Regions from separate parts of the Mus musculus genome. Here regions 1 and 3 are each linked to region 2. Evidence: chromatin contacts called from ENCODE Hi-C or POLR2A ChIA-PET data. All regions are on one chromosome and are shown on one strand. Each heading gives the region's core, a stretch centred on a gene start or an enhancer-like site at or near the end of the contact. The rest is flanking DNA. Distances are from core to core; before and after follow the strand shown. Region 1 holds the start of BC004004 (cDNA sequence BC004004). Region 2 holds the start of Pi16 (peptidase inhibitor 16). Region 3 holds the start of Fgd2 (FYVE, RhoGEF and PH domain containing 2).

Region 1 (3,103 bases), core at 495-2,994, 50 kb after region 2:
TAAGTGGGAATGCAGAAGCAGGAAGACCACACCACGCCTCACTGTGCATAGGGTTCCACCACCTGTTAGCGTCTCTCACGCAGAACGGACTGACAACCACTTACTTCTAAAAGTTAATAAACAGAGTTTTCCACCTATAGGCCTATCGAGGCTGCCAGATGAGGTGACACACGCCTTTAATCCCAACACTTGGGAGGCAGAGGAGGGCTGGAGACCAGCCTGGTTTACAGAGTGAGTTCCAGGCTAGCCAGGGAGGAAAACCAAACCAAACCAACCAACCAACCAACCATAACTTATCAAAATAAATTAGAACTCTATGAACACATAAGGGTACTGAATTCACACCAGGAGATCCATTATCAAATACACTAAATAAAACCAACTTATCATATGCCCTAGAAAGTGGCAAAAATCGATCACCTTCACTTGAGCCCCATGAACACTTCTAAAGCTATAATGACAAGAGCCCCCATTGCCCGTGTAACCACGAGTGTGTTCATTAAAGGCTGACAGCAGAGAACTCCTACCAATCTCTGGAGCTCAAGATCCTCCCCTTCCTGCCACTGTTGATGTGGCCACCTGTGTGTCCTTCTGGACCATCTTCCAGTTCATTCCCAAGCTCACCTCAATGGTGAAGTCTAGCTCCGGGCCTCCCTCAGCTCCAAAGCCTTCATACCTTATCATGAATACTTGTCTTTCTCTTTACATCTGTCTTCTGCTTCATGTAAGGCCTCTTAGAACTCCTGTGGCCTCTTTACCCCTTACACAGCTATTCAATAGCCTACATAGACATATAATTACTGTGGGATGTGTAGTCTCCGGTGAGAGTTAATATCACCAGTGAAGACTGGAATGATATATTCTATTTTCGGTGATGGCCAGCTGTCAAGGGAAATCTCGAAATCTTGGCAAAATTGCAGCCAACGAAACCCAGTTTGTGAATCTGTACTTCCATTGTGAAAGACATTGTGCCTGGCACTGTGAAAAGACAAACGTGTCCCTTTATGTTTCTGACATAGCATACTCACGACACATGGCTTGCAAGGTTTAAGTCTTAAAATGCAAGGAAACACTAGGCAGCTTATTTTTCTCGTACTGGCAGGCGATTGACTGCAAACGGGTCAGTGTGCCATGCCACGTTCTGAGACGCCAAGTTTATCACATTAAGTCCACATTAAAATAAATAAAATTAAATTAAGTACTTCCTCCTTAACATTTGGGCTAAGATGTCTAAGAAGGGGCCATTCAGGGGTGACGCTAAGGCATCTGTGACAGGTTGGCAAGCGGGGTCAGGGCTTTCGGACACGGCCGCCACGTCTGCGAACCAAGTTCGAGCAGTGTCGGACCCCGTCACCCTCCCCGCGGAGCCTCGGGAAAGATGTCAGAGGGGATCTGCCCCGGGGAGCGGTCGGGGGTGCTGTCAGTCAGCAGAACGCGGACGGGAGCGGCGAGGAGGGCGGCGCGAGGCAGCGGCGGCCGCGGAGGGCGGCCGGCCTCCCCCCTCCCGGCCTCGGGCCCCAGTCACTCACATGCGGGCCCGCGCCCTCTCGGGCTCCTCCCGCCTCGGGGACAGCAGCCGCCGGGCGAGGAGGGTGGGCCAACAACTTCCTGCTTCCGGCAGCGCGACCCGGAAGTGGTTCTCGCGCCGCCGGCCAGGGCTGGAACACAAAGGAAAAGCTCCTTGCGCCCCAGGTTCCGAAACAGATCTGGCGAGGTCGCGGGGCGCGGGGCGCGGGGCAAATCTCGCGGTATCTGAAAAGCTTGTGCTCTTGCTCCCCCTGACGTCCAGATGGCACTACTGCGCCTTCTCAGTCGTAGAAGTCTCAAAATATTAATAACAACAATAATAATAATAATAAAAAAATTTTTTTAGGGGTCCGGACTCATTGACTCAATTCATTCCCATTTACACTTGGCTCACTCGTTTGTATCTATTGACTGCTGGTTCTGTGGTAAGCATCACTAAGCACTGTACTCTTAGGAAACTGCTTCAAGAATTATATATTGTAACATGAACATTCTCACAACACCTGACCATGAACCAGCCAAACAGGTTTATGGAGCTGGTTAACTGACTGCAGGTTTCTCTCACAAATAGGGAGTGGCAGTCAGCAACTGTTTGTATATGTGTGTGTGTGTGTGTGTGTGTGTGTGTGTGTAGTATGTGTACGCTTCTCCATGCACATAAGTGTCTTCAGAGGCACCGGATCCCATGGAACTGGACTTACAGACAACTGTGAGCAGAATGATATAGATTCTGGGAACTGAACTCAAATTCTTTGGGAAAACAGCTTTCTGAACAGCCAAGCCATCTCTCAAGCCTCTATATCAGAACCTTTAACTGATTTCTACCCGGGGACCTGAAACAAAATGCTGGGCTCAGCCCTGATGCTATAACTCAAAAGCCATGGTGACTGTGAGATGGGGTCAGATGAACCAGAGCAAAGACTCCAGGCCACCAGGCCACTCTACGCTCTCCCCATACAGGCACAAATAAGTCTCCTTTCCTGACACCCACTACTACCTGTACCCTCAGCTGACATACTAAGCCTGCCAGAACTGACTTTGTTTTTAACCCCTTAAAATGACAGTTACACAGGCTAGAGAAAGGGCTCCGGAGTTACAAGCACCTGCTGCTCCAGAAAAAGACCAGAGTTCACTTTCCAGCACCCACACAATGGCTTAGAACTGTCTGTAGCTGCCGGGCAGAGTGAGTTCCAGGACAGGCAGGGCTATACAGAGAAACCCTGTCTCGAAAAACCAAATAAACAAAAAAACAAAAAAACTAAAAAGGAGAATATATGGAGCCTAAATTCATCTATGGTGGCCTTGGAAATTCTCAAAGTCCCCTTTTCAGAACCTCACCGAGTGAGAGAACTGGGGTTAGCAGAGTTCCCATCACTTGAAGCTGCAAGGCAAAGAGAGACAGGTGAGACTGCACTGAAGAGGTACAGTTCTGTTTCCCTAAGGACACCAGCTTTACAGAGAACAGTGACGATCAGAGTGGCAGCCTCCTTAGATGACAGGCTGGAAGAGAACAGAGAATGTCTTTAAGAATTTAGGGCTAGCCTTGCAGTGGTAGCGCAAGCCTTTTATCCCAGCA
Region 2 (3,234 bases), core at 111-2,610:
CCAGGGGACAAGCTGAGGCTAAGAGCTAAATGTCAGGATCCCTGGTTCCCTGCTGTATTTCCCAGGTGTGACCTAGCCCTTAGCTCAGGGGTTCCTGGCCACTGGAGGGTGTCTGGGAGTGGGGTGGACCAGTCAGACTTCAGAGAGGACAGAATGGGAGTGATTCTAACTCTTATCAGCTGAAACCAGAGCAGACATCCTGCCTCCACCCTGCCATCTGATAATAAATGTTCTTTTCGCCAGATTGGCCACCGGCACCCAGCCTCGGCCTCCACTGTCTGTGCATTCCTCTCACTGTTGTGTAGATAATTTGTATGTGTGTTATATATGTGCTTTTTATATTTCACCGCATGTAGTATTACATGTGTGCGAGTCAGCCCATGCGTGTGGGTGTGCTTGTGACCCCATTTTACCGACGAGACACTGAGAGAGTCCACATGGTTACAGGATGCGCCCCAAACGAGACCGGGTTTTGGAAAGGGCACCTAAACTGTGGGCCCCAAAGTCCTTCAGGCTTGCTCCCTCCCCCTCCAGTGTTTTCTGGGCTCATCTGCCTCTTCCTCTTCCCTCCAGGACACCCCATCTTGAGAAGAGTTGAGGAGGAGGCCACTGCTGTGTGGGGAGCCAGGGCTTAAGCTTGAGCAAAGTTCCCTCTGAGCCTCAGTTTTCTCATCTAGAAGATGGGGCTGATAATGGGGACCAGTGCATTATACAGCACCAGGGACTCTGTCACTGACCAGAGAGGAAGGAGTCTTGACAGAGCATCCCCACGGGGAGGCGAGGAGAAGGACTGTGGCAGGCCTTGCCTCGCACCCTTCAGGCCCAGGAGGTGGCCCCCAGCCACACTCACCATCTGCAGCATATCTGAGGCTGGCGGGGACACCTGGGCACGGTACTGGTTGTGAAGATCCACCATAGTTTGCTTCTCGTCCTCTGTGAGGGCTGTGGTGGGGCCAGTGGCAATCAGCAGCAGCAGGAGGAGCAGTGGCGGCGGCAACATCACCCACGGGCTGCAGGAACCGTGCATGGTGGCCAGCCCTCTCTGCCTCTCCTGATCAGGGGTCTGGCAGCTGGACTTAAAGTCCTTCCCACACAAGCACCACCCTGGCTGGGGTGGGGCAGCAGGGGCTGTGTCTGGAGGCCCAGCCCGGCTCACACAATGTCTCCAGGAGGGCTGGGTGCCTTGGGTCTGGACCAGAGCAGAATCCACTCCCCTGGAGTCCTTGGCAACAGCCTCCTTTTCTCTCAGTAAAGGGCTCAGGCCAAAGGCTATATGAGCTCCACCATCCCTCCTGAGGGGGACAGATCCTCAGGGGACACAATTCCAGAAGCAGCTGCAGCGCTGTGCTGTGGCATTCAGTCACTACTAAGTGCAGAGGACAGAACAAAGAAGGAACCTTACAGACCTGCCCCTACAGGATTGGGTAAGATGAGGAAGCTGCCAGTACCACGGAAAGAGCAAGGGAGGGAGAGATGATGCAAGGGTCATGACAGCAACATTAAGTGCCCACCCCAGGTCCTCTGCAAGAGCAGCAGGCGCCCTTGATTGCTGAGCTGTCTCTCCAGCCCCAGGAGAGCCTTCTAAACAAGAGGATGAATATCCACAGGAACAGGAAAGAAGTCAGGGGGTGTGGAGGTCTCTCGTTTGTCTCAGACAAGTTCTTCATTATGTAGCCCAGGTTAGCTGCTCTCTAATTGCTATGTCTCCGCAATTATATTTATTTACTTAATGTATGTGAGTGCTCTATCTGCATGTACACCTGCATGGCAGAAGAGGGCATCAACTCATTTGTAGATGGTTGTGATCTACAGATGGTAGATGCATGTATAGATGGTGTTCCTATCATGTATGTGGGTACTGGGAATAGAACTCAGGTCCTCCAGAAGAGCAGCCAGTGCTCTTAACAGCTGAGCCATCTCTCCAGCCCTCCTCTCTCCCCCTCCTTCCCTCCTCCTCCTCTGTTTTTAAAAAGATGTTCTCTAGAGGACATGCCACATGGAATTGAAGTCCCTGGCAGCACACATCTATGAGCACTGGAGGGGGAACAGCTTAAGAGTGAACAAAATTTATGTAGCGTGTAATTATTAAAAAAAAAAAAAATCGGGGGCTGGTGAGATGGCTCAGCAGTTAAGAGCACTGACTGCTCTTCCAGAAGTCCTGAGTTCAATTCCCAGCAACTACATGGTGGCTCACAACCATCTGTAATGGGATCTGACGCCCTCTTCTGGTACTGTCTGAAGACAGCTATTGTGTACTTAGATAAAATAATAAACTTTTAGGGTGGAGCAAGCAGGTCAACTGGAGTGAGCAGGGCCGACCAGAGCACAGAGGTCCTGAATTCAAATTCCCAGCAACCACATGATGGGTCACAACCATCAGTACAGCTACAGTGTACTTATATACATAAATAAATAAATACATACATACATACATACATACATACATCTTTTTTTTTCCCCCTGAGACAGGGTTTCTCTGTATAGCCCTGGCTGTCCTGGAACTCACTCTGTAGACCAGGCTGGCCTTGAACTCAGAAATCTGACTGCCTCTGCCTCCCAAGTGCTAGGATTAAAGGCGCTTGGCCTGGCCCAGGCTAACCTTTTTTTTTTTTTTAATTAGATATTTGTTTGTTTTCCTTCTGATGGATGTTTGTCCCTCACCTCTAATACAAATGCTGCTTGGTCAGTCTTTGCACACATCTATCTTTGAGGCTCTCTGATGCCTTCCTTTCTGTTGCCCACTGTGGTGGACGGTCTGTGATGCCAAACCTAAGCTCCTTGGCAGCCAGCAAGACTAATGCTTTTTTTTTTTTTTTTTTTTTTTTTTTTTTTTTTTTGGTTTTTCGAGACAGGTTTCTCTATGTAGTCCTGGCTGTCCTGGAACTCACTCTGTAGACCAGGCTGGCCTCGAACTCAGAAATCTGCCTGCTTCTGCCTCCCAAGTGTTGGGATTAAAGGCGTGAGTCACCACTGCTCAGCAGGCTAATGCTTTTTAAACAGCACTTCCTATCTTCCTATCCAGCAACATAGTTGGCTCCAATGGTCCGTGTTCATCTGAGCACAGCTCCTCACTGGGCCCCAGGCCCCACAGTCTGGCTTTATTCTCGGATTCCATTCTCCAGCATCCACTTGGGCTAATCCACCTCTGTCCAGCCCCCTGCCTGCATCATGATGTGAGGTTTGGAGTGGCTGGTGGCTTGGAGGCTTGGACAGGAGCCTGGTTGTGGGAAATGA
Region 3 (3,066 bases), core at 389-2,888, 42 kb before region 2:
GAGAGGGGGTTGGGTGAGAGGGTGCTGAGTCTCAGGTTTTTCTCCTGTACATTTGGTTTCAGCTTCTGCATTTCTAAGCACTCAGGCCTGTGCCTGTTTCCTCTCTAGCCCTCAGTTTCAGATCAGCTAGGCACCAAGGGCTCCACAGAGAGACGCCTGCATGGTCCCCTTGCTCAGAGCCTGACTCTCACACTCCTGACCACGCTTCTAGTGACCCACTCCTCTGTATGGCTACTCTACCTGCAAGGTGCAGCCAGACACCACTCAGTAGCCCAAGGGCTGGCATCTACATGAGCCTACGCCCCCTCCAGCATGAGTGTGGTGGGCCAAGAGGGCGGTGGGAATGAGCTGTCCCAGGTGCTGAATAGGATGCACTCAGCCAAGCTCCTGGAGAGGCAGAGTCAGGCTGCTCACCCAGGAAGTGAAACTTCTGCAGGGGTGAATGTGGGCTTCCACGTGGAGGCCCCAGGCACCTCCTGTGCATGGCCTGCAGGCCCACAACACAGCGTGGAGGCCTTCCCAGGGCATCTAAAGCCTGTGGCCTGGTGTCTCAGAAGGACGGAACTTTGTATCACAAGTAGAAATCTACCCCTGCATCCTCCACAGAACTCTAGGCACTAAGCTTTGTTCTTGTGGCTCCCGAGGGCTGGGGACTCTGGTGGCAGACTCCTTATCTTCATGTAAGAGTGCTGCTTTACCCAGCATCTAGCTGCTGAAGGCATGGGGACTCACTGTGGTGTACCCGGGTTCTGGAACCCTCTACAACAATCCAGGGCTCAGCCCCTCCCTCCACCTGCCCCTCCTCCCCTCGTCTCTCAGGTCCCCACAGCTTCCCCCTAAGCCTCCTGAGGCCAACCTCTATCTGCTTCCAGAGGACCAAAGGCACTCCCAAACCACAGGCCTGCAAAGCGGTTTCATGTCTCACACTCACGCCCCTCCAAGGCCACTCAGGACCCCTCCCACTCCTGGCTTTGTCTTTTCCCTTCAGACACAAGTGCCAGCACAGCCCCAAAATTCAAAGAAGCTAGTTCCTGTGTCCCCTCTTCTGTTCTCCCTATGATGGGAACCAAACAAGTCACACCCTAGGGCCATCAGAGTAAGCCCTGAGGTATAGAAAGGAACTTAGGAGAGAGGCCTGGTGAGCATGGCTCTGCTTTGTCCCAGTCAGCCACATTCCATCTGTGTCCCGCCTTCCTGTTCCCATTTGTGTCCTGGTGTGAGTGGGATGTGTGTGTGCATGGATTGGAGATCTCCCATGCTCACCCTGTCCAGCTTACTACCACAAGAGCAGTGGTTGCCTGTACTGCCAGGCACCCAGGATGGAGGGACCCCAGGTGCTGCCCCAAAGTACCAGATCAGATAGAAGGGCTCGACCCCTCCCCCACCATCTGTACCTGTTGTTCTCAAACACAGCCACCAGGTTGCACACTGAGTCCTGCTTCTCACAGGCTCGCTCCATCCTGCTAGCCTGCAAGGTGGTCCTCAGTTACCCCAGAAGCAGGGAGGGAGGCAATAGGCTGGTGCCCTCAGCACTCCCTGGCCAGCGGGTGAAGCAGGTCTACCACAGCCTGGAATCTGCCCATCGCTTCTGACTGCCTTGGGGCAGTTCCTATCTTCAGAGTGAAAAAAGAGGAAGTGGTCCCAGTAGCTTGGAAGAGAGGCCAGCACTCCCTACTGTGGGAGGAGCCTGTCAAACTCTCCTTGCTGTGGGAGGAGCCTGTGAAGTACTGCCCGGCCCTCTTGGCATCTGACCTTTACCTCTCAGATACTTCTACCCAGTCCTGTTAGAGAAGGCACGGGCTGTGGCAACAGTGGTCACAGGACGTTTCTGGAGCCGGATCCTGGGATGAGCAGCTTCCTGGATATCCAATTCTCTGCATGGGGGGAAAGGGGACGGCTCAGGGATGTTTTACTTAGTACCATTCTCAGCATCTTCCTTGCATCTGGCGCTGTGCACTGCTGATGGAAAAACAGCTTTTAAATTAAAATGGACCACAGGGTTGGGGATGTAGCTCAGCTGATAGAGAATGCTTGCTTGGCATGCGGGAAGCCCAGGGCTTTATCCTCAGCACTGTAGAACTGGGTATCATGGCACATGCCCATGGCACCCACTTGAGAGGAGAAGTCCAAGTTCTTCCTTGACAACGTAATGAGTATAAGACCAGATTCGGCTACGTGAGACCTGTCTCAAAAAAAAAAATGGGGTCGGATGGGGTGGGCTTTGAGATGGTTCAGGGGTAAGAGTACTTGTAGCCAAGCCTGGCAGCTTGAGTCTAACCCTGGAGCCCCACATGGTGGAAAAAAAATAGACTTTTCCTTTCTTTTTATTTACTTTTATTTTTTATGTGTATGAGTGTTTGGCCTGTGTGAGTCTATTATACCACATTCGTGCCTGGTACCCACAATGGTCAGAAGAGGGTGTTGTGGGAATGGGACCTAGGTCCTTTCTAAGTTCTCTTAACCTCTGAACCAATTCTCCACCCAAAATGCAGACTCTTTCAGGTTGCCTCTGGGCTCCAACCCACACACACTGTATCTCTTGTACTCCTACCCTAAAAAAAACATCTAAAGCTGAACTGGTGGTGGCACACACCTTTAGTCCCAGCACTCGGGAGGCAGAGGCAGGCAGATCTCTGAGTTTGATGCCCACTTGGTCTACAGAGTAACTTTTTTTTTTTTTTTCAAGACAGGGTTTCTCTGTAGCCCTGACTGCTCTGGAACTCACTTTGTAGACCAGGCTGGCCTCGAACTCAGAAATCCACCTGTCTCTGCCTCCCAAGTGCTGGGATTAAAGGCGAGCGCCACCACGCCCAGCTCCAGAGTAACTTTTAAGACAGCTGGGGCTACACAGAGAAACCCTGTCCGGAAAAAAAAAAAAAAAGAAAAATAGGGCAAACAAAACAAAAAACCCCACAGACTGTGAGGATATGCAGGAAGGGGTCCTGTGGTCCCCAACACCTCTTTGGATGCTTTTGTCTTAATGATGTTGATATTTCTCTAGTGGCCCGGGTTGGAGAGCCCCTATGGGTTAGAGCTAACAAGTCTCCTCTCTTTCACTCCCATAGC

Evidence for each region. Hi-C counts contacts between places; a loop is a spot of excess contacts on that map. ChIA-PET counts read pairs that join two places held with the same protein, here RNA polymerase II (POLR2A).
Region 1: POLR2A ChIA-PET joins it to region 2 with 18 read pairs in Patski. The contact joins the promoter of BC004004 here to the promoter of Pi16 in region 2. A Hi-C loop is called at or near these places in 6 of 37 maps with a recorded cell type or tissue (T-helper 17 cell, adrenal gland, gastrocnemius and 2 more). POLR2A ChIA-PET finds 5 or more read pairs at or near these places in 2 of 5 experiments (Patski and embryonic stem cell).
Region 3: a loop to region 2 is called in a map of left cerebral cortex, with 2.0 times the contacts of the local background. The contact joins the promoter of Fgd2 here to the promoter of Pi16 in region 2. A Hi-C loop is called at or near these places in 4 of 37 maps with a recorded cell type or tissue (T-helper 17 cell, left cerebral cortex, regulatory T cell and 1 more). POLR2A ChIA-PET finds 5 or more read pairs at or near these places in 3 of 5 experiments (Patski and embryonic stem cell).

The regions. Positions count from the first base shown.
Region 1 is chr17:29,267,429-29,270,531 of GRCm38, reverse strand. It overlaps BC004004 (cDNA sequence BC004004), which reads right to left and starts at 1,744. Exons shown (of 9, transcript NM_030561.3): 1 at 1,530-1,744.
Region 2 is chr17:29,317,008-29,320,241 of GRCm38, reverse strand. Pi16 (peptidase inhibitor 16) reads right to left here and starts at 1,360. Exons shown (of 7, transcript NM_023734.3): 1 at 851-1,360. The coding sequence starts at 1,027. It overlaps Gm46603 (a long non-coding RNA gene), which reads left to right. Exons shown (of 4, transcript XR_003952339.1): 4 at 1-458.
Region 3 is chr17:29,359,486-29,362,551 of GRCm38, reverse strand. Fgd2 (FYVE, RhoGEF and PH domain containing 2) reads right to left here and starts at 1,638. Exons shown (of 16, transcript NM_013710.4): 1 at 1,395-1,638. The coding sequence starts at 1,459.